3 separate regions of the Mus musculus genome follow, and regions 2 and 3 are each linked to region 1. The links are chromatin loops, found by intact Hi-C in ENCODE. Cell type or tissue: left cerebral cortex. All regions are shown on one strand.

Region 1 (8,000 bases):
CTCGAAAGGGAAGCAACTTTCATTTCTAGTGGGTTTTCTTCATTACTGGGTAGCAGTTCCCATGTAGATTTTGTTTGATTTAGGTCAACAAATACTTTTAGTACCTCTTAACTGAACAACACATTCAAAAGAACAAAGAATCCTACCCTTGAAAGAATTGACCTTCTGGCTCTGTTATGAACCTTCTGAGGAAAATGTTAAATTACTTGCCTTCCTCAACTTTTTCCATATAATCAAAAGCAAACTGATAGTAAAGCTCTAAAACAAATAATCGTCTTCAACGTACTATGACAATTTTTTGTTTTATTTTAGTACTAAAATATGCTTCCATCAGCCCAGGTTGCTTTTTAAGCAGGTGGGCAGATCTCCAGGGAACACTGCCTTTTAAGTCAAGGACCATATTCCCTTGAAAAGCCCACAGTTGGGGATCTTACAGAAATGGGAGGAAATCAGTTTCTCCAGACCGTGTTCTCCAAAGAGCATTTCTATTCCTAGAATGATGATTCACCATCCTTTCCCTCCCATTAGTGCAGTTTCAGGACTTCTACACAGCCTGGGAGCTGACAAGATAGCCAGTGGGCTGCTTTGTGGGGGGCAATTAACATAAATTCAAGAAAATGTCCATTGTCAGAAAATGGAGGTGGTAGAACTCCAGCGTTCACGTCATCTCAAGGATCCTCTATAATAACCGGGAGTCCAGGGCAAAGCACCTGGCCTCTGGTTAAAGTTGAGTCTGTGCTTAGCCATGAGGCAAGAATTGGATAAACCACTTGTAGGCTGTTCCCAGCTACCCTCGAGGGGAAAGGTAAAATAGCATTCACATGGAGGAATCCATTAACCGTTTGAAGAAACACATATGACTGGCTCCAACGCCCAAAGCTTCTCTCATAGAGGTCAGCGTCATCGGTCTTCAAGCTGGACATCATCACTGAGCTCCAACCAAGCAAACAAACGACTCACCCTAACCTCCCGGTGCAACTCCTTTTCTAAAGGCGAACGTCGCAGGGAAGAAGAGGCTGCACAAGTAACCGAGAAAATTAGCCTGTCTTTTTCAATGGCGATAATCGAATTAGCCTCAAATTAAACGAGTAATTGGTCCTTACTGGATGCAAGGATAAAAGCCCCCATTGTCCTTTTGCTCTCGCAGCAGCGGTTCCAGCGGTACCCACCCCGCCCAGGCCAGACCCTGGCGCAGGGTGCGTGGCCCGGGGCTTAGGAAGCGCCAGAGCTCCGGAGAGCGTGCACGCGCTCGCTGTTCCCCGCCGCATCCGAACCATCTCTGGGTGGGCGGCTGCCGGGCTGTAGGGCTGCGCGCAGGACGGAGGGCGCGCGACAGGGAGAAGCCGCGGAGGCTTGAGTGCTGCGGGAGGCGTGTGCGCGCTCCCGCGACCGAGCCTCCCCGCGCCCGCGCCCCTCTCCCCGCCCCGCCCCTCCCCGCGCCCCCGCCCCCGCCCGCGCGTTTTCTCCTCCCTCCTCCCCGCCCCGCGCCCGCCCAGCCCCCGGAATCTGTGCAGCTGTCGCCGTCCAGGCTGCAGATTCCTCCAGTCCCTCCCCCGGCCGCCTCTCTGCCCGGAGCGAGCGCGCAGCCCAGCGCAGCAGCGCCTACTGGTCCCGTCCTGTGAGCCCCGGCCCCAGCCGCCGACAGCCCTGCGAAGTCGCCTCCCAGGCCTACCGGCCCGGCCGCCGAGGAGCGGGAGGAGGACGGGACCCCGGCCCCCACCCCCCACCCCACCTCCGGAGGTAGGTCAAGGGCCGAGGCAGGAGGATGCCAACTCACCCGGGGCTGCCTGCGGGAGAGCGGAGGAGGGGCGCGGGCCGGGGCGCATGACGCTGCTGCTGCCCTGCACCCCGGAGGCCGTGGGGGCGGGGAGCCGGCCCTCCGGACGCGGCGGGTTTCGCAGTGAGGTCGCTTGCCCCCCCGGACGCACTCGGTCCTGTCAAGGGGGTGCGTGCCGAATCGGGGGTCTCCCGGGGCCTCTTCCAGGCTCTGCGAGTAACGGTGTGGGGCTGCGGGCAGGCGTGGTCCGTGCTGCTCTGCAGCAGCCCCGCCGCCCCCGCCTCGCCCAGTTCCGCGCCCGCGCAGGGCTGGGGGAGCCGCCCTGGGGTGCGGCGCCCGCCCTAACGTCCTGCCACTGGGTCTTCAACAGGTTCGTGCGGGCTCAAGGACCCTCGGGCCCTGCCTAGGGAAGGTGGGCTAGGTGCCCTCTGGTCACCGGCTCACCGTAGCCTCTCCGAGGGAGCCTTCCCTTTGTTTTGGTGACAGGAGAGGTGCCAGGTGGTACCATCTAATGAGGGGAGGCTGTACGGAAAGCATTGCCCTTTATTTTTGCAGTCAAGCCGGGGCACTTAGTGAGGAAAGGGATGTGTGGGAGTGCTTCAGCAGAAGAGAAGATGGATTCGATGCGGGCTTTTGGGGCGGGGATGTGTGTTGTTGGCAAGATGGATGGCTTACGGTGCCCTCGCCGTGATGCAGCACAATGCAGCAGTATCGCAGTCTCCGGGCTTCTCGCCGACGGGGCTTGGCACAGCTACTCGGCGCCTGCGGCCCCCGCCCGGCCCCACCCAGGCCCAGGACAGCGCTTTGTTGGCGCCCAGAGCTGCTAATACCTTGCGGTGCTGCTGTGGAGAGACGTAGTGTCAGAGTGTTGTAGAGTCGGGAGGAGCAGGTCACCTAGGTATGCGAGGGGCAGCCTTTGGGGCAGCCTTCGCTTTGGGGGTGACCTCTCCGGCCCCTCCTGGTGGGTGTGGGCACCCAGGCGCACCCTGCAGCAGTGATGCAGGCAAAATCTGCTGGCCTGCTGCTGCAGAAGGAGCCTGATGCTAAGGAGGGACAGCACAGGAGGGAGGGGCTGCAGAAGAACACCCCAGGCTGTGTGGTGCATTTGGTGTGGAGTTGCCGATTTTCTGTGCATCGCCCATAAACCATAGCCACAAACCAGATGGACATTGATTCCATTATTTGTGGAAAGTTAGTGCTTATTAATTAGATGGTCATAGTCATGATGTTGTAGTTATTTCTCTTCCTTTCATTATTTCTGAGAAAATGGATTTTTCCTTTAGGAAACCATCTTTGAAATGAAATGATTTTTCATTTTAGATCATATGCTCCTGAAAACGTTTACTAAATTTTGGATTCAGCTGGTTGTTTTAAAAGAAATTTGTATGAGACTCTTTTAACCTGGTTTTTAATATGATTTTTCTGCAAGCAAGCACAGTTATTTATTTGGATTCTCTATTAAGCATTTTTTGATAAGTGTCATGATTGATAGTGAATTGGTTTTCTCCAGAATCAGACTTATAGGTTCAGGTACTCAGGTGAAGCCTCCAGACATGACTAATGGGGTTACTGGCTTCGTTTATGGCTGCTTATATGTATTTTTGTGTATATATATTGTATAGATAGATGTGGCTGGGGAGGAGGGTTGAGGCCTCTACTGTTGAGATGGTTCTGAAGACCATTTAAGTGTCTTCACAGGAAAATGCCCCGTTAAGCTGCCAGTTCTGTACTTTATTTATGAGGTATGAGGTGGCATATGGGATAGATTTCAAATGTCAATTCAAGCTTTCTTAAAATGTACATGTGAGAGACAGACTTCAGTATACTAACTGGAAGGAAAGGTCAGCTCTCCAAAGCCAGGGGTGAGCCTGCTTTTGTTTTTTGTTTGTAATATCCGGTGAATCTGTTAGTACAGAATAGAACAGCCTGTAACTGTGGGGTGTGTAGTGTCTGTATATGTGTGGAATGTCTGTGATGTGTGTGGAGTGTTATGTAGTGACTATGTGTGGTCTATGTACAGTGTATCTGTGGTGTATGGAGTGTGTGGGGAATGGCTATTGAGTGGAATATGTCTGGTATGTGTATGTGGTATATGTGGGGAGGGGAGTGTTTGTGTGTGCCTGTGGTATGTCTATAGTGTTTGGTATCTGGTATGTGTATGTGGTATGTGTGGTATAGTATATATGTGTAGTATGTTTGTATGTGTGATGCGTGTCTGTGGTGTGTCTGTAGTATGTGGTGTCTGGTATGTGTGTGTGGTATGTATGTGGTGTATAGTGTGTGTGGTATGTATGTGTGTGGTATGTGATGTGTATGTGGTGTATGTATGTGGTTTATGTCTGTAGTGTGTGGTATCTGCTATGTGTATGTGGTGTGTGTGGTGTGTAGTGTATGTGTATAGTATGTATGTGTGTGTGGTATATGTGTGTATGATGTATCTATAATGGATGTGCCTGTGGTGTGTCTGTAGTGTGGTGTGTGTGTGTGTGATATGTCTGTAGTATGTGTTATGTGTGTGTGCCTGTAGTGTATCTGTAGTGTGTGGTATGTGTGTATGTTGTGTGTGGTTTTGTGTGTTGTATATATGTGTGGTGTGTGTGGTATGTGGTGTGTGTGTGTATGTGTACATTATTTGGGCTGTTCAAAGATGGGACTTTGTGGATTTGAACTTCACAGCTGTGTTGGCAATCTGCGTAAAGATTTTTTATTTTATTTTTTTTTAGTGTTTCATGCATGGATTATGCAGACATTTTAGATTTACTATGCTGTAAAAAAAAAACCTGCTGATGTCACAGGAGGTTTAGCTGTTCTAACTTACATACCAGCTGAAGAACTCTGTTGGGTTAAGCACCTGGTATCACCACAGTGACCAAAACTTTAATCTGCCATAATGGAAAGTTCTGGGCAGCAAAAGCAGTGTCCTGGGTCATCTTACATTGGTGAAGAGCCCGGGGAGAGGTCTATCAGTGATGTAGGAATGGGAGCATCCTTAGCAGAGACCTGCAATTTATTTAGACAATTTGATTTTTTTTTTGTCTTCATGTATGAAAGTGTAATGGTCCATGTGGAGGTACTATTTTGAGACAGAAGGATTTTACTACAAAAAAAAATTTTTTTTGTTTTTGTTTTTTTTTTTTTTGTTTGTTTGTTAAACATGAGGGGCAATTGCTGTTGAGTGTTCTGTTGTTAAAGTAATTGAAAGCTTTTCATCTTAAGATCCTCATTTTCACTTAGTTGTTTTTGAGACAGGAACCACTGATCTCAGACTCGGGCTTAAGTGACCTTCCTGTCACCCTAACTAAAGAGCATATTTTTAGTGACAGTCTTATAGTCCACGTTCTTGTATTTCTTTTAACTTATTAACCTTAGTGCTCAGTAGTAATACTGCTTTAATTATGGCCGGACAACGGATTCCTTTTAATGAGCCTTTTCTAATGTTCTGTGGATTTCCTTATGTAGCCCTGGGTTCTCCTGCAGGTTATTGGGAATGCAAACCAACTTTCTGTGAGGAAAGAGCCAGTGTCTCCGTTAAAAATGCTACCACTGTAGCGCTGAGGATTCTCCTCGGAAGCTTCAGTCTGTATGTTTTATCTAAGCACCTTTTCTTCAGAAAGACCAAGTTTAATACTCTGATTGTCTTGGTAGTAGTTATGCCATCCATGTTCAAGCTTATATAGTGTAGCAATAACATTTTTTGGAAATTAATGACTAAAACTTATTCCAAATGGACAGACACATATTTTCTATTTTAACATATCATTTCAGGGGCTGGAGTCATGGCTCAGTGGTTAAGAGTGTACACAGCTCTAACAAAAGACAGCTTCAGTTTGTTTCCAGCACCCATTCTAGGAAGCTCACAACTGCCTGTAACTCCAGTTTCAGGGAATATGACTTTATGAGCACACACACAATACATAGAATTAAAATAAATATTTTAAAAGTCAGTATGGTCTTTGGAAATTAGCAGAGTCCCTCAGTAGATTGTTATGAGTGCATCCTCTTGAGCCCACTCCAGAACTTCCTGCTCACTCTCTGTTTTTTAATAAAATACATGATGTGTTTGAGCATCCGGTTAAGGAACTCTGCCCTGCTTTTCCAAACTATCAAAAGCTTCCGGACATCCTGAATTCTATTTCCCAAGCTGTGTAATGGTGGAAGGAAATGAGAAGAGACCAGCAAAATTGTCCTCTGGCCTCCACATGTGCACTTGGCCTGCCCCTCCTATCTTGCACACATACAGACTTGAGGGGTAATGAATTTAAAATTTCATGGTTTCCTTTATTCTTCCTTCACCATAAAGCTGAAGTATCTCTGGCTATGTGTATGACATGTGTGTGTTTCCTGCCACTAGATGAAGAAACCTGGAGAGTCCTATTTGTTTTTGGTTATCTAGATCAATAGTGTTTTACATTCCTTCCTAGAAGACTTCTGAAGTTTAAAAATTATCACCAGAGGGCTTCAAGAGTGAAGCTGGAGCCTGAAGCACACAGACCCTTTACAGCCTCTGCATCTAGTCCTACCCTGGCTCCATTTTCCCTTAGAGCTGTTTCTCCCAAATTAGTATTGATTATTGAGTTGTGACTGTAAGCAGTATTTCTCAAGTACATGTTAAAAGAATCAGAAGCCAATGAACCTAGTTCAAAATGAACCTTATGCTACCTTGTGCCCCGCCTCTGGTCCCGTCCTCAATTGTATACTTATCATTGCCTTGTTTGTCGGTTAGCTTTCTTAAATCTTGATTTTTGTATATTTTTATCTTTATATAAGCAAAATTATATTTTATATATTATCTGACTTATATTTTAAAGTAACATCTAAATTAAATAAATTTTCTCATTTCTAGTGCTGGGTAGTATTCTGTACAATCCCAGCTCATTCATTCAGTCTTCTGTAGTCGGATATGTAGATCGGTTCTAGCTTTCTTACTGCTAATCAAAGAGCAGCTGTGAATGGTATAGTTACTTGTTTCTTCGTATACATGTGGCAACATACACACATTGTTCAAAAAATAAGTCCTGTTGGATCACAGAATATATTGTCATTATCAGCCTTGGCAGAGGGTGCCAAGTTGTTTCCAGAGTGATTTGATGGGTGGAAGGGAAACGTGTTTGTTCTTGAACCTAAGATCACTTCCTAACTTTAAAAAATCTTAATCCTAGGGGGCTGGAGAGGTGGCTCAGTGGTAAGAGCACTGACTGCTCTTCCAGAGGTCCTGAGTTCAATTCCCAGCAACCACATGGTAGCTCATAACCATGATCTGATGCCCTCTTCTGGTGTGTCTAAAGACAGCCACAGTACACACATATATAAATTTTTTAAAAATTTAAAATATGAATCCATTTAGTATTTGTTTAAAATTTTTCATTTGTAATTTTCTGATTACTAAGATGGAGTGTTTCTGTTATTGACCATTTGAACTCTGTCTTCTGAAATGCTTCTTCAGACTTTGACTCACTTTTCTTTAAAATGTTTTTTGTGGATTTGTAGGACTCCTGTAGGTAGCTTGCCCACTATTACCTTGTAGATGATGTGTTACAAATATTGCCTGCTTATTCCTGTTTTTGAAGGGAAATCAAATATTTATTTATTTATTTATTTATTGGTTTTTCGAGACAGGGTTTCTCTATATAGCCCTGGCTGTCCTGGAACTCACTCTGTAGACCAGAATTTTTTTTTTTAATGAATTAGTAATATTAATGAAGTCAGAATCCAGTTTTTTTTAGGATGATTTTGTTGCTGCAGAAACAAAATCCTTACCCTGGAAGGAACAAACAGATCTGATCCTAGATCCCGATGTTCTTATTTGTTAGCTATGTTGTACCTAGCCATACTTACTTTCTTCATCAGAGAACCCAAATAATACTTCCTCATCCATCAGGGAACACCAACTCAGGGTGCTGAGCACAGAGTAGATGTTCAGCTCATGTGCTTTTCCTTTTAGCAATGCTTAACCTATATGAGTTACAAATTTCTTTGATATTTCATGGCAAAAAAATAAATGTTTTTACATCGAGAGCTATTAAATTGCATATCCTAACATCTGTTTTTATAGAAGACTCTGTGAGTGATGGGATTTATGTGTTAACGCAGGCTGTAATGAGCACTTGCTAGAAACAAACCTTTAATCAGTTTAGGTTATGGAATGTGAAAAACGTATCTATTTACATCACTTCGTGAACTGTCCTTTGCACCCAGGAAGCATTTATGGGACTGATGTTCTCCA
Region 2 (8,000 bases), 370 kb before region 1:
TCAAAAACTTACTTAAAAATTATTAGTTTATTTTTAAAAGTAGCCTACAAAGTAACATGTTTCCTGTTGAAAGATTACTTTCTTGCTATTTCTAGGGTGTAGTTTTCCTCCTTTTGTTCGAGTTTTCCATCTATTACCCTTTGTAGGGCTGGATTTGTGGAAAGATATTGTGTGAATTTGATTTTGTCATAGAATATCTTGGTTTCTCCATCTATTGTAATTGATGGGTATAGTAGCCTGGGCTGGCATTTGTGTTCTCTTAGGGTCTGTAGGACATCTGTCGAGGATTTTCTAGCTGTCATAGTCTCTGGTGAGAAGTCTGGTGTAATTCTAATAGGTCTGCCTTTATATGTTCCCTGACCTTTTCCCTTACTGCTTTTAATATCCTTTCTTTGTTTAGTGCATTTGGTGTTTTGATTATTATGTGTTGGGAGGAATTTCTTTTCTGGTTCAGTCTATTTGGGTTTCTGTAGGCTTCTTGTATGTTCATGGGCATCTCTTTGTTTAGGTTAAGGAAGTTTTCTTCTATAATTTTGTTGAAGATATTTACGGGCCCTTTAATTTGTTCATCTTCACTCCCTTCTATACCTATTATCCTTAGGTTTATTCTTCTCATTGTATCCTAAATTTCCTGGATTTTTTGGGTTAGCAGATCTTTGCATTTTGCATTTTCTTTGACGGTTGTGTTAGTCTTTTCTATGGTATCTTCTATATCTGAGATTCTCTCTTCTATCTCTTGTATTCTGTTGGTGATGCTTGCATCTATGACTCCTGATCTTTTTCTTAGGTTTTCTATCTCCAGAGTTGTCTCCCTTTGTGATTTCTTTATTGTTTTTATTTCCATTTTTAGATCCTGTATGGTATTGTTCAATTGCTCCACCTGTTTGGTTGTGTTTTCCTCTAATTCTTTAAGGGATTTTTGTTTTTCCTCTTTAAAGGCTTCTACCTGTTTACCTGTGTTCTCCTGTATTTCTTTAAGGGAGTTATTTATGTCCTTCTTAGAGTCCCCTGTCAGCATCATAACATGTGATTTTTAAATCAGAGATTTGCTTTTCTAGTGTGTTGGGGTATCCAGGGTTCGCTGTTGTTGGAGAACTAGGTTCTGATGATGCCAAGTAGCCTTGGTTTCTGTTGGTAAGGTTCTTGCGCTTGCCTCTTGCCATCTGGTTATCTCTGATGTTAGCTGGTCTTGCTGTCTCTGACTGTGGCTTGTCCCTCACGCAAGCCTGTGTGTCAGTACTCTTGGCAAACCAGATCTCTCTGGGAGGAATTTGGGTATGGACGTCTGTAGCACAGGGTAAGCTCTGGGGTGCAGATGGAAACAGGAAAGATTCTGTCCCTGGCTGTTCCTTCATTCCTGTGTCCTGATGGCTCTGGGCAGGTACCTCTTGGGCCAGGAATTTGAGCAGAAGTGGTGGTCTTACCTGTGCTCACAGGTGTGTGAGCACTCCTGGGAGACCAGCTCTCTCCTGGAGGTATTTGGGTATGGAGAGCTGTGGCACAGGATCAGCTCTGGGCGCTGTGGCACAGGATCAGCTCCGGGTGCAGACATAACATGTTTCCTGATAGCATTTTCAGATGTGTCTCATTTTGCTTGTGTGGAGAAGTTGATGTCAGGTGTCTTCCTCTACTAACTTCAGTGTTATTTTTTTTATTGTAAGCCTAGCCTTTAACGGCTGAGTCACCTCTCCAGCCCCTGTCTTATTTTTCAAAAAGGATTTGTTTATTTATATGTGTGAATGTATTGCACATGTGTGTTTGTGCACACATGGAGGACCAAAGAAAATACTTGTTTTCTTCTTTGTCACCATCTGTCCTTTGAGGCAATTTTTCCCCTAAACCCAGGGCTTGCAAGCTCTAGTGGTCCTCTTGTCTCTGTTCTTCTTGGAGCTGGGTTTGCAGGTATGAATAGGATACATGCTTTTACATGGGTGTTGAGGATCCAAACTCTTGTCTTCTTGCTTGTCTAGCAAACATTTTACTGACTGGGACATGTTCTCAGCCCCTGTTTGTGTTATAAGCCTTCGTTTGTCTTTGTTGTTCGAAAGGATGTTGCTCATTTTAAGGGCAAGAAGTGACATGGTCTCCTTTCTAGGGCAGTACATATTAAGGGTGGAGGAAACAGCCTGAGCTGCCAGGTCATCTGGACAGCTCCAACACCAGGTCATGATAGGGTATAGGAGATTAGGATTTGCCATTCATCATCCATCCAAAGTTTCTTGTATGCTACTGATTTGCAAGCTAGTGAGACAGACTTGACAAGTAAGCATATCATTTCTCATCCATACCAACTGAACCACCCTGATAGGAAGCCATCACTGGGGCCTAAACCCAGGGCCTTGTTCACGATAGCCAAATGCTTTACTGCTAGACTCCATACCTGTCCTGTAATGTGACTCGACTTGAAGTGAAAACTCTTTGCAAGCCTCCCACAAACCTGCCTCCCAGCTACTGGTTGCATGTTTTACTATGTAACAGTGGATTCCCTAGATTCTAGGCAGAGTTCTCTTAGTCTGAAGTGCTATCTTTAAGAAAACTCCCATGACTAGTGGTTTGTAGACTCTGACTTACATAAGAAAGAGATCATGTCATTTTTAAAATCTTTTCATGATGCTGAGGCTTGAACCTGGGTTCCTGCGCATGTTAGGACTGTGCTCTGTCCCCGACCAAACCCCAGCCCTCCAAGTTCTTTTTATTTCAGCTGCTCTTGGCCTTTCCTTCCACAGTGCTCATACACAGGGTTGTTGAGGTTGAGCAGCTCAGAGGAATATGTTCAACACAGCCTGGAGCTGTCTGGCTGTGTACTTGGTAAGCACTTACTGTATTCTGAGGCACCTGGCTTGTGCTGTGGAACAACAGTATGACTTTCTGCTGTTTCCTTGTATATCCACCAGCTGGCATCTTTCCCTTCATGGATAATAGATTGCCTTCTGGCTCTTCTTCTCATCAATTCTTCACACACATCATTCCTCCACACTCTACATGTATTTTAAAAATATTTTTATAGTCTCAGAAAATTCCACTGGTGACATAACACTGCCTTCATTCCCTTACTGCTCTTTTTGCTCCATTTATTTGATTGTACAGTCTACTGCCATTAGGATGTATAAAACACCTTTCTGAGCTTTCACAGGATCCTACCTAGGGTCTGCTTCTGTGTACAAGCTCCATATTTTCACCTTCTCGGAGGTGTTTTGATCTGTTCTTGGTGACTTCCCAATCAAAATTTTTCCTAATTGTTTTCCACCAAGGCATATTTCTCCTTTTTTTACACTCAGTTTCTTTTGTCATGTGTGAGGACATAGAATCACCAGCACAGTTCAGAGAATAGCCCCATGACCCCAGAAAATTCCCTTGAACCTCTTGTTAGCATTCTTTTCCCTTCCAGGCCTTAGCAACAGTCTATTTTCAGCCGTTGCAGCTTTGCCTTTCCAGAATGTAATTATACATTATGTGTAAATTTGGCTCCTTTTGCTTAGCATATTGTATTTGGTTGTTGTGTTCTTGAATAGTATTCTATTGTGTGGATCTATTGTGGTGGTAATGGTGGTAGTGGTGATGGTGGTGGTGGTGTGTGTGTGTGTTATGTGCTTGGTGTGTTTGGTAGGGTTTTCTTGTTTTGTTTTTACCTGTAGCTCAGGCTGGTATTTAAAAAAAAATATTTACATTTACTTATTTTGTGTATGTCTGTGAGTATACATGCCATGGTACATATATGGGGATCCTATCTCGGATAATTGATCAATTATTTTCATATTTGCAGTTTGAGGGGATGACCTAAGAGCTGTTGTTTAGGATCATCATAATTTCTAGGCTTTCTGTGGTAAATCCAAGTCTTCAGAATAATTTGGAACCATCTAGCATCTTGTTCCATTCCCATGAAAAACCCCGCGTACTCCATGTATCACTGTTTGGTTGTAGATATAAAACATGAGATATGAAATTGCTAGTATTCCTTCTGTGGATGGGTGTCTGGATCTATATACAAGTGCAGCTATGCCACTGAAGATGGAACCCAGTTCCTCAAGCTTGCTATACTAGTGCCTTGCCACTAAGCCAAATCCCCAAACCACAAATGGAACAGCTTCGTCTGCCACAGTCTAAAAAGAGAAAACGTAACTAACATGAACAATACCAATCAACCACGTGATCCACAGTATTCATGGAGTATCAGCTACACCAAAGAGCCTACAGGGGTCATTTTCATCTGCATTAATTTCCATTAATGATGAGGTTCTGGAAGCCCAGCTGAGGTCAAGCACATTTCATTTCCTGATGCTGACTATAACTAGAAACAATATAAGCTATTTAAACTTGAATTAGTTCTTCTATTTAAAAAAAGAAATTCTAAAAACTGGGGAAAAGTAAATTTTATATCACCTACTCTATCTCAAATGTTCATTAGCTTATTAATTAATTTAGTTTTGTGGAATTGGGGACTGTCTAGGGCTGTTCACATGCTGGGAAAATGTATCACTGGGCTGCATGCATGGATGACCTTTTCTCTGCTCTTATCTTTATTATCTTGAGACAAAGTTGCCCAGGTTGGTCTTGAATTCTCTGTGTTGCCTAGACTGGACTTAAACTTGTCATCCTTCAGCCTCTCAAGTAGCCAGAATTATAAGCCTATACCACCAGATGAACTGTGTTTTTAAATAAACATTTTAGAATATGGTGAAAGTATAATTCAGCATCTCATTACATACTTTGGTTTTAAATATTTTTCCAAAAAACTTTATATATATATATATATATATTTTTTTTTTTTGAGACAGGGTTTCTCTGTGTAGCCCTGGCTGTCCTGGAACTCACTCTGTAGACCAGGCTGGCCTTGAACCCAGAAATCCACCTGCCTCTGCCTCTTGAGAGTGCTGGGATTAATTTTTAAGAAGACCCATTGAGTACATTCAGATACTGACTGTTTCATTCATTTTGCTACTTACCCTTTAATTGAGTCAAGTAATGGCAGAAAATGCATAGTTTGTAAGAGGCAAACAAGCTGACATTTCTTTTTGTCCTTTCATACAGGTGTTTGCTTCAGAATGGTAAGTGAAATCTGTCTCTTATTTTTCTACCTTTTTTTTGCTAGTGATTTTAATCACAGAGCCGTCTTCTTCCCAGTTCTAACCTACTTTTTGTATCATGTCCTTGATGACTGATATATTTTTTGAAATTACTGATTGTGATTAAAAGTGCCTTTAAAGTTTTATTACAGCCGTCCTGCATTTTAGCTAGCATTTTCTATGAAATTCAAAAGTATTCTGGCAAGTGGTTCTAACTAGGCATTTGTGTAAGTGTACTAGATAAAATTATGGTTCTCTCCTGTATTCTAGATAGAAACCTCTTGGGCCAGGGGTACATCTCTTACTGTAAAGTCAGGGGTGCTAGTGTCGCACATCTTAGCAATAACCCTCTCCATACACACTCTTGGTTTTATTTTAAAAGCACCCTTTTCCTAAAAGTTAATTATATATTATATTTTATGAAGATGGCATCACTGTTTAAATCTCTGGTTGCTAACCCTAAGAGTCCCCCATGTCCCATCAGTCAAGCCTCTCTGTATTTCAGGATAATTCTGTTAACATTTCATTGTACCCATTTTCATTATTTTCTTGATTTTCAGACTGACACCTGCATTAGTTTAGAGTCAGCTGATCACCATAACCCCCTGACCATGTGTTAGCTGTTGGTGTTCTTGATGGTTTGATTCTATTATGAAAATTATTTCTATTTTTACTGGAACTTTTGAAATGACTCAGTGTCCATTTCTGCCTGTATGTATTTTATGTTGATCATAAACATATTTTTAAGTCAATGATCGAGAATCTTGGATTCATCAGACTTTGAAACCCAGATTAGCAATGTAATTCATCACTAATGGATGGGAGGAAAACACAACACATCCACACACTTTATGGATATGAGAAATGTAATAGAAACTATTTCTGAAACAATTCTCACTGTTGGTTTATTTTCTCTAATTGCACTGATCTTATAAATAGTGATATCACTGTAGGTCAGCTACATAACTGCATAGGCTTATTTTATTTTATTTTATTTTATTTTATTTTATTTTATTTTATTTTATGTGTATTGGTCCTTTGCCGGCATGTGTGTCTATGTACTACTTGCACACTTGGTGCCCAAAGAGGCCAAAACAGGCATTGGATCTCCTGGAATATGAATTATAGTTGGTTATTAGCAAACTATGTGAGTGTTAGGAATTGAACCCTAGTCCTCTGCAAGGACAGGTAGTGCTTTTAACCACAGAGCCATTTCTGCAGTCTGTAGACTACATTGTAGAAATTCAATAGATAAATATTACAAGGTTAGCAGTTTCTGAATATGAAAGTTGTGTTATGAGTATAGACTTCTCTTGATGAACTTGAGCTCCTTTGTTTTTCCTGAATCAGTACACAGAAGGAGAAGCTAAGAAACGAGGTCTGGTTGGCTGGGTGAAGAACACAAGCAAAGGCACAGTGACAGGTCAAGTTCAAGGCCCCGAAGAAAAGGTTGATGCCATGTGAGTAGTAAGACCAACGTGTCTACAACATTTATGAAGCAGTTTTCATATTTTGATTTTCATTGGTAACAGTATTAATAATGGTATTCAGTTGTCTTGGATTATAAATAGGTTGGAGTATTTGCAGGCAGGCCATTGTTAGCGTGGCACTTCTTTGTTGGGAATAAACTTTTTCCTCTTGGGCAGGATTCAAGAAGAGCTGTTGTATTGCTAACCAGTCTGTCACCTCAGGTCTCCCCCAACATGGGGTCCATATTCAGGACCCAAGTATTCATCATTTCAAATGTTAGGACTGAGCACAGTGCCTTTAGATGGCTCTTGAAGTTCTTATCAAATCTTCAAAGCAAAAAGATTGCCATCTCTTTTCTATTGTGCAATATTTACCTAATTGCAGTTTCATTTTTACATAATAGAACTGTTTAATGAGTGCTATTGTTGTTGTAGTGCACGCCCTCGAGGTCTAAAGAAGAGCAGAGTTAGCAGTGGGGGTGACAGTGACACAAGTCTCATAATACCACTTTCAAAGGTTTTGACTTTTCAGCTTCATGGTTATCACTTTGCATAAATTATTATATATAGTCTTTGCAACAAACTCTGTGAGTTAGATACTAGTTAGTCACCTGCTCTTCCTGTTTCTTTCCCCTGAATGGAACCTGTCCCTGTGGCCTTCAACAGCTCTTTACTCAAAAATGTTTAAGTGTACATTAACATTATTTTATGTGTACAGGTCTTTGCATGAATGTATATCTGTATATCATGTGCATTCCTGGATACCAGAGGAGGGGTTAGATCCACTAGAACTGGAGTTGTATATGGTTGTGAACCTCCAGGTGGTAACTTCTGAAAGAATGACCAGTCTTCTTAACCACTAAGCCATCTCTCTAGTTTCCTTAAAGTATATATTTGTAATTAGTATCTCATTTATTATTACTCACTGGAACTCAGTCACATTGTCCGTAATATGTTCTCATTGGATACCCATTTGATAGTAAGTTTCTAATGACTAAACTCTGAGATTTCTAATCTATTTGTGTATGCTATGTATTTGTATTTATGTATAAAACTATCCTGTTCCTTCTCTTCATGTGAAGAGACTGCTATGAATACTACTGCTATGAATAGACACCATGACCAAGGTAACTTGTAAATGGAGAAGCATTTAATTGGAGGCTTACTTATAGTTTCAGAGATTTTACCCATTATTGTCATGATAGGGAGAATGGTAGCAGGCAGTCAGGCTGATGTGGTGCTGGACAAGTAGCTGAGAGCTACATCCTGAGCTGCAGGCAGCAGGATTTAGGGAGCCACTGTGTTTGGGATGGACTTTTGAAACCACAAAGCCCACTCCCAGTGACATGTTTTCTCCAACAAGGTCACACCATCTACACCCTCTAATCTTCCTTAGTTCTACAGCTGAGAAGTAAACAGGCAAATACATGAGCCTGGGGCGGGGGTGGGGTGGGGTGGGTGGTGGTGG
Region 3 (8,000 bases), 120 kb after region 1:
CTCAGTCCCTTCTCAAAGCCCTGGCATGCAGTGCTCTGTAGATTCTAGAAAAGCAACACAGTGAAGCCAGCCAGGTGTGGTAGCACACACCTGAAATTGCAATACTTGGGGCACTTCAGGACGATCCTGAGTTCAGGATTAATTCAGACTACATTGCAGGAGCATTCCTCAAAAGAAAAATAGAAGAAAAGTTAGGGTATATATTGATACATAGTATATGTTATAAGACCCTGGACAGATCCGATAAAATATCCTGTAATCAAGCATATGCTGACATTAATACTGTGTTAGGTAAAGACAGTTAATCATTGCCTATCAGTTGAGATAGAGTTTTGCTACCTAAGAAAGGTAATTTTTTTTTCTTTTCTTCAAATGTATGTGATGTATGCACCTGTATATGTTTGGAAATGCACAACTGTGTTCAAGCTCAGAGACCAGAGAAGTGTGTCTGGTGTCCTTACTAACTTGAGACAGGCTCTCTCGACACACCTGAAAGTGCTAGCAGTCATCCTCCCACTATCACCAGCATAGTTGCGGCAGCTTTTAATGCTGGTGCTAGAGATCTATCTGTACTCCTTACACTTGTACAGCCCGGACATGTTAAACCGTCTCTCCAACCCCCTAATTTAATTTTTGAGTTTAGTATTTTAAAATAATTATTAAGTAAGAATTATGGACTTTTTTCCTTGTTTACTATACTTCCAAAGTAAGTCCTTTCATTTCTTGTGAAAATTCAGTTGTAAATTCTTTGGTGAGGGAGGTCTTTGAAACCAACTGAAAATTTAGATTAGACATTTGCTGGCTTGTTCATCCACCTTTCTGAATTAAGTCCATTGCCCAGGACAGTAGTTCTCATCCTTCCTAATGCTGAGACCCTTGAGTACAAGTCCTCCTGTTGTGGGGGACCCCCAGCCATAAAGCTGTCTTCATTGCTACTTCATAACTGTAATTTTGCTACCCTTGTGAATCATAATACAGAGTCGAATGTGCAGGAGATCTGATATGTGACCCCTATGAAAAGGTCTTTCAGTCCCCCAAAGGGTCATGACCCACAGGTTGAGAACCACTGGTCTAGAGCACAAGGTTTAAACCATGGTTGAGGTTACTAGTAAGAATACTCTGTTCCTTGATGTTCTCAAACATCAGTCCTAGCAACAACAAGCAGCCGCAAAGCAATGCTGCAGTTCCCAGGTCCATAAACACCCATTGACTAGCCTGCTGCTGCCCCAGTGTACAGATTTTGCAGAACAGGGTTTTAGAATTCCGTGACTGTATGAAGTACGTTTTTCTCTAATAAGTGAGCCTTTGGTCTTGAAGGAAGAAGGCACGGGAGTGCTTACGGCTGGTTGTCTCTCCTCAGGTTTACTGAGAAGGGGAATTTGGAGGTGCTCCTTTTCACAATTCAGAGCAAGATGCGAGCGAATAATCAGAAGGTCTACATGCCCCGCGAGGGGAAGCTCATCTCTGACATCAACAAGGTGAAGCGGACCTGCACGCTCATGCGTTGCCCCCCCCCTATCCTTGGGGTTTTCTCTGCTTGATTACTTTAGGGGGGCAAGAAAATGCCAGGGTCACTCCCAGCATCCCCCTGTAGATGGCAGGGAATAGCAGAAGGTCCAGCAAAGAGTTGTAATAGGTCAGTTCACTGGAGCTCTGCAGGCAGTGTCAGACTTTGTCAACAGCCTTGGCCCACAGTTTACCTTGTTACGCAGATGCTCGGTTTAGTCCTCATCTTTGTGAAGCACTCAACTCAGATGTCCTCCTGTTGTATAGAGAGGAACTGGAAGTCTGATTCCACGTGTTTGGAATGTCTGTGGGTTATAAACATAGATGTTGTTTCTCTCTGTCAGAGGAGTTGTTATACATACCGGCTGTTTTCATTGTTGTGTCTCGCAAGCCTGCAAGTAGAGATTTGTACTGTGGGTATTATTTTCAAATGAAAACTAGAAAAACTACAGAACTGTTCATTTGCACCCAGAATCCTTTGAGCATTCATTGATTGGATTTTAAAAAAAAATTAAGTAAGACATTTTCGGGAATGAATTTAATGTCAGGATTTTGAAAGAGAAATTCAGGCATGTTCACTTTTTAAAATGTGGCTGTGGGTGGCGTGAAAGTCAGTTCATTTCTTGTCTGTGATGAGAGCTGCTGAGAAGATGTCGTCGTGTTGCTCATATCCTGCAAGTGTTTGCTTCCAAGCTTATGGCAGGACCTTTGAACACAAGAGTGTGTTCCCATGAGACTGTGCTGAGGGAGGGAGAAAAATATCTTTTTCTCAAGGGTGGAAATGTTGTTTCCCTTTCAAGTCCTGTGATCTTTTGGACAAATACTAGCTGTTGTTGTAGTCAAGGACAGCTCCTTGAATGCTTCAGGAAACCATGTTTTTTTGTTTTTATACTACTGCAGGCCTGGGAAAGACTGGAAAAAGCAGAACATGAGAGAGAACTGGCTCTGCGGAATGAGCTCATACGGCAGGAAAAACTGGAACAACTCGCCCGAAGATTTGATCGCAAGGCAGCTATGAGGGAGACATGGCTGAGTGAAAACCAGCGTCTTGTGTCTCAGGTTCTGTCTGAATTACTAATGCAAGTGTTTCTGAGGTAGCCAAGCAACACTAGCTCTTTCCAAGAGGCCTTGGAGCTCAGGACAACACTTAACAACATCCAGTATTGTGACGTTGCTGACCAGCCATCACTTCCATTTGCACAAAGGATGTTTAAAATTTCTGATATACTTTCTTGTCTGTTTGTCTAACTTGTCATAGACTTAGGAGCTCGAGCAATTTGTTCAGAGCCTGTGACTGAATTGTTCACATTCATGTAAGCTGTAAAAGTTCCCCTGGTTTTTTTCCCCTCAGTATTTGACCAACCATCCTCTCAAGGCGTGACACTGGTCATGAAATACAAGAGCAGTTTTCTTTCCCTTGGCTTGACAAAGTCCAACATACTTCAGTATCTTAAGTCAGATGGTAGGCCCTCTGTAAAGTGAGAAGTTTCTTAAGTACTGTTAGGAACACATCTGAACTCAACCAGAAGTTTGCAAGGGTCCAAGGGCAGTGAGAAACCAGTGGCAAAGTCAGCTTACGCACTGTATTGTGCTCCCCCCACCCGGCTCAGTGACTTACGTTTCTTTATATTTCTTTTTGTTCTGTCTCTCTGTAGGACAACTTTGGATTTGACCTTCCCGCTGTTGAGGCTGCTACCAAAAAACACGAGGCCATTGAGACAGACATCGCTGCATATGAAGAACGAGTTCAGGCCGTGGTGGCTGTGGCCAGGGAACTTGAAGCCGAGAACTACCATGACATCAAGCGCATCACAGCGAGGAAGGACAATGTCATCCGGCTCTGGGAATACTTGCTGGAACTGCTCAGGGCCAGGAGGCAGCGTCTTGAGATGAACCTGGGATTGCAAAAGATATTCCAGGAAATGCTTTATATTATGGACTGGATGGATGAAATGAAGGTAACTTTTGACCAAAAGAAGGCAGGGGAGGCCAGAGCTGACGCAGTCAGACCTTCTCTTTGTGGGAGTTGTGCGCTAGTGCTCTTTGTCCAGTGAACTCTTCTGCAAAGCCAGACTGAAGCCGCAGTGCTCATAAGCTGGCTAGCTCACTACTAAATGAGATGAGCACCATGGAAAAGTTGTAAACGAAACCATTTTATATCCCAGATCTGACGCAGTGATTTAGATTTTTACCAATGTAGAGAATCATGATTTTCTTTTTCATTGTTAATATGTTCAGTGGTCTGTGTATTAGTGATAGTGTTCTAGGATCATATATGCAAATGGCGGGTGGTGGTAAGCATAGGCCAGGGACTAGGAAGCCAGAATTCAGATCTTAGTGCTGTATCATTTCCTCTCCTTCAAACCAGCCAATGCTTAAGTCTGCCTTGTGGCCTCTCAGAAGCTGGGGTGTGGTAAGATGTGTCCAGGTTACTGTGGGACTGGATGATAATGGCTGCAGTGCTCTTTTGTGCTTTCTCCTCTGTCCCTGGCACTTCTGAGCCTAGATTCATGCCGTTGTGCCACAGCCCTGTGCCTGTTGGTTTCTTCTGATGCAGCATCTTTATTGAACAGTTTTTGAGCTGGAAGGCTTTTATCCCTAATGGCAATGGGATGGGATTTGTAACGGATGAGAGTAGTGTTTAGACCATCCTCTTTTCTCTCCAAACACGGTGTTTCTTACGTAAGAGAACTCTGCCCCTAGATGTCAGTCTTTACCTGCTCCCTGCCTCTTAAGTTGTGGTGACAGAGGGACAAGGGCAGCTGATAACTCCAGTTTCCCTCTGCTTTTGCCTCACACTTAGAATGTTGTTACTAGGTTTGATCCTTTGAACTCTTAAAATAGAAATGTTCCTAAAGTATAGCAAAGATGTGATTTTCACTTTATAAATCACGATATGTATACTGTAATTCAGGTTAACATAGTTTCCTGAGAACTGTTAAGAGTGAAATAGAAATTTTATCTGAGGTGATGTTGGATGGTAGCCGGGAGAAAAATTTGCAAATTGAATGAAGAACAAGAAAATTCCAGTGAGTTCATAATAGTGATGTGGTACCTGACTGTGGTCTCCTTACTAGTTAAAGACGTGGCACTTGACCATGGTCTTCTTGTTGGGTTAAAGATGTGGCATACAAGCTGTTAAGTAGATTCTCCTATTGGTTGTATAGCCAGCAGAAAGGCTCTTGGGGAAGGGTCCCTTAAGGGGACTTTCCCTTTTATTCTGTGTGTTTAATGTGAATTTTATTTGCTTTTGCCAAGGCGCATGGTCCTTAGTTCATTGTGTCTCTCCCGATCTAGGTCTCATGTTTGTTTTGTTGTGACTTATTTGGCATTGTCTTGTCCAGAGGTGGCCAGTGACAAACCAGAGGGGTGGTACGGCAAGGCTGCTAAGTGTGCTGATACACTGAACTCAGTTGTATTCACAGTGCCATTTCTGTTGCGCTTTGTCCACAGGTGCTATTGCTGTCTCAAGACTATGGCAAACACTTACTTGGTGTTGAAGACCTGTTACAGAAGCATGCCCTGGTTGAAGCAGACATTGCAATCCAAGCAGAGCGTGTAAGAGGTGTGAATGCCTCTGCCCAGAAGTTTGCAACAGATGGGGAAGGTAAGAATGGACTGCTCTAGGCATTATCACCTCAACAACGGAAATATATCTCCATGAACTACAAACATTGTGTGTGGCGACGGGACTTGTAAGTTACTGCACCATTTTAGGGTTCTGGGAGGACTGTTTACTTCCAGGTCATAATGTGTCACTGCAGTGTTTTGGTTTGGTTTTGATATTTCAGCACTGTCTTTTTCTGAAATAGACCCATATTTTTCTTAAATACTCAAATGCTATCTGGTTTTGAGAGCTTTAGCATCTGGTAGTGTTAATGTTTTCAGTCCATACTCGTTAACGATGTGGACCGACAGCCTACTGTGGTTGCTCTAGCAGCTCTCAGCTTTGACACCTAGTCACGTGCTATTGAGGGAGAAGGACTGGGCCTTGCTTCTTTAAATAAGATGGGCAGAGGTGGTGCACACCTTCTTTTTTCCCCAAAGGTTTATTTATTTATTATATGTAAGTATACTGTAGTTGTCTTCAGACATGCCAGAAGAGGGCATCAGATCTCATTACGGATGGTTGTGAGCCACCATGTATGTGTATGTGGTTGCTGGGATTTGAACTCAGAACCTTGGGAAAAACAGCCACTGCTCTTAACCGCTGAGCCATCTCTCCAGCCCAGAGCCTTGCTTTTTTGTTTGTTTGTTTGTTTCGAGACAGGATTTCTCTGTTGTCCTGGCTGTCCTGCCTCTGCCTCCCAAGTGCTGGGATTAAAGGCCTGCGCCACCACTGCTTCTTAAGAACTAAGTAAACACAGCTGCTTCCATATGATACGTGTGCTTTCTTGATTTGTAAGTGATCTCTTTGTCTACAGTTGGGCCAAAAGTGCAGTGTTCGTCATAGCCCTTTCTTCCTGTCCTAGTCAGTATGGCAGGAAGTGACTGTTGCTCTTTATATGACACTGCTTAGACGGGAGCCAAGCTAGAACATGGAACATAGTTTACTGTCTGCAAATGAACAGGGAGCTATTGGAGACTTAGCATTCTTTCCTTGGTGTTAAAACAGGCTACAAGCCATGTGACCCCCAGGTAATTCGAGACCGTGTTGCCCACATGGAGTTCTGCTATCAAGAGCTTTGTCAGCTGGCTGCCGAGCGTAGGGCTCGCCTGGAAGAGTCCCGTCGCCTCTGGAAGTTCTTCTGGGAGATGGCAGAAGAGGAAGGCTGGATACGAGAGAAGGAGAAGATCCTGTCCTCTGATGATTACGGGAAAGACTTGACCAGTGTCATGCGCCTGCTGAGCAAGCACCGGGCATTTGAGGATGAGATGAGTGGCCGTAGTGGCCATTTTGAGCAGGCCATTAAAGAAGGTGAAGACATGATTGCAGAGGAACACTTTGGATCGGAAAAGATCCGTGAGAGAATCATTTATATCCGGGAGCAGTGGGCCAACCTGGAACAGCTCTCAGCCATTAGGAAGAAGCGCCTAGAGGAAGCCTCATTACTGCACCAGTTCCAGGCTGATGCTGATGATATTGATGCTTGGATGTTAGATATACTCAAGATTGTCTCCAGCAATGATGTGGGCCATGATGAGTACTCCACGCAGTCTCTGGTCAAGAAGCATAAAGATGTAGCAGAAGAGATCACCAACTACAGGCCCACTATTGACACACTGCATGAGCAAGCCAGTGCCCTTCCACAAGCACATGCAGAGTCTCCAGATGTGAAGGGCCGGCTGGCAGGAATTGAGGAGCGCTGCAAGGAGATGGCAGAGTTAACACGGCTAAGGAAGCAGGCTCTGCAGGACACCCTGGCCCTGTACAAGATGTTCAGTGAGGCTGATGCCTGTGAGCTCTGGATTGACGAGAAGGAGCAGTGGCTCAACAACATGCAGATCCCAGAGAAGCTGGAGGACCTGGAAGTCATCCAGCACAGGTAAGTGAAGTTACTACTACCTGGGTGCTAAGGCGATGGACTGAAACATAAGCCATTAAAGTCACTACTCTTTTGAATTGCTTTCCTCAGATTTGAGAGCCTAGAACCAGAAATGAACAACCAGGCTTCCCGGGTTGCTGTGGTGAACCAGATTGCACGGCAGCTGATGCACAATGGCCACCCCAGTGAAAAGGAAATCAGAGCTCAGCAAGACAAACTCAACACGAGGTATGCATGGCATCAGCAGAGCGCCTGCTGTCCCTGTGTGGCTCTGGTGAGGGTGACAGTGCTTGCCCAGCTTTGCTGTCAGAAAAGAGTTTCCTGCACAGGTTCACATCCTTGTAGCATGGATGTCATGACAGCAGCATCTGCTTTACCAAGTATTCTCATCCATGTTTTGCAAGAAACAGCTTTTAAAGTGAGGTTACATTATTCAGGACATGAGTCAGAGTCACCCAGTACCTAACTTCTCCTCAGATTAAAATTAGAGCCTTGGTAGAAGACAGACAGCAAGATAGAACCTGTCTGTGTTGTCCCTTTAAGTTGAAGTTAGGGTTAGAACCCTAGAGCAGGGTTCTATAATGAAGCTTGATTTGCCAAAGATAGCATCAGTTGTCAGGGCAGACCCCTGTCCTGTTCCTGTCTGTCTGTGGAGCAGACATCTTTGAGTAGATTGTTCAAAAGTTTACCATCAGTCTGGCTTGGGGAAATATTCCTCCAGAGCAGTTTTGAAATGTATGATGCATACAGCAGGCACGAATTACTAGACCCTGTGGGACTCCATTGCACTAAGCCATCTGATTGACATTTACTGGGTGACATGATTTAAAAGCACACAAGTAAAAACAGAGAAAGTCAGAGAAAGATGGGAAGGAGGAAAGTGAGGCAGCTTCAACTCTGGCTACCCGTCTCAGGATCTACCAGACATTCTGATCCCTTCTTGTGCTGTCTACATTCACAGGTGGAGTCAGTTCAGAGAACTGGTGGACAGGAAAAAGGATGCTCTTC

The links. A loop is a pair of places that touch in the nucleus more often than their neighbours do. Peaks named below come from ENCODE experiments on the same cell type or tissue, not always from the same donor. Only the 100,000 strongest peaks of a DNase experiment are listed, where the experiment ranks them.
Region 2: it touches region 1 in a loop (2.2-fold over the local background); 6 of 42 quality-filtered maps call a loop at or near these places.
Region 3: a loop joins it to region 1, with 2.5 times the contacts of the local background. A loop is called at or near these places in 6 of 42 quality-filtered maps.

The regions. Positions count from the first base shown.
Region 1 is chr11:30,261,688-30,269,687 of GRCm38, reverse strand. Gm8098 (predicted gene 8098) reads right to left here and starts at 2,230. Exons shown (of 3, transcript NR_168037.1): 1 at 1,778-2,230. It also overlaps a transcript of Sptbn1 not described here. In left cerebral cortex, a CTCF peak has its summit at 7,051 (motif pointing left); DNase peaks (open chromatin) are centred at 2,108, 2,443, 3,638, 4,050 and 4 more places; H3K4me3 peaks cover 5,631 bases; H3K27ac peaks cover 3,647 bases.
Region 2 is chr11:30,630,731-30,638,730 of GRCm38, reverse strand. Acyp2 (acylphosphatase 2, muscle type) reads left to right here. Exons shown (of 4, transcript NM_029344.3): 2 at 5,029-5,045; 3 at 6,414-6,523. Among named protein-coding and RNA genes, the nearest start is that of Acyp2, 15 kb to the left of the region's middle. In left cerebral cortex, no CTCF peak of the experiment used is centred here; DNase peaks (open chromatin) are centred at 2,894 and 3,422; H3K27ac peaks cover 823 bases.
Region 3 is chr11:30,137,584-30,145,583 of GRCm38, reverse strand. It overlaps Sptbn1 (spectrin beta, non-erythrocytic 1), which reads left to right. Exons shown (of 35, transcript NM_175836.2): 9 at 1,361-1,478; 10 at 2,407-2,565; 11 at 3,162-3,464; 12 at 4,960-5,113; 13 at 6,122-6,992; 14 at 7,083-7,220; 15 at 7,954-8,000. Among named protein-coding and RNA genes, the nearest start is that of Sptbn1, 78 kb to the left of the region's middle. In left cerebral cortex, no CTCF peak of the experiment used is centred here; no DNase peak of the experiment used is centred here.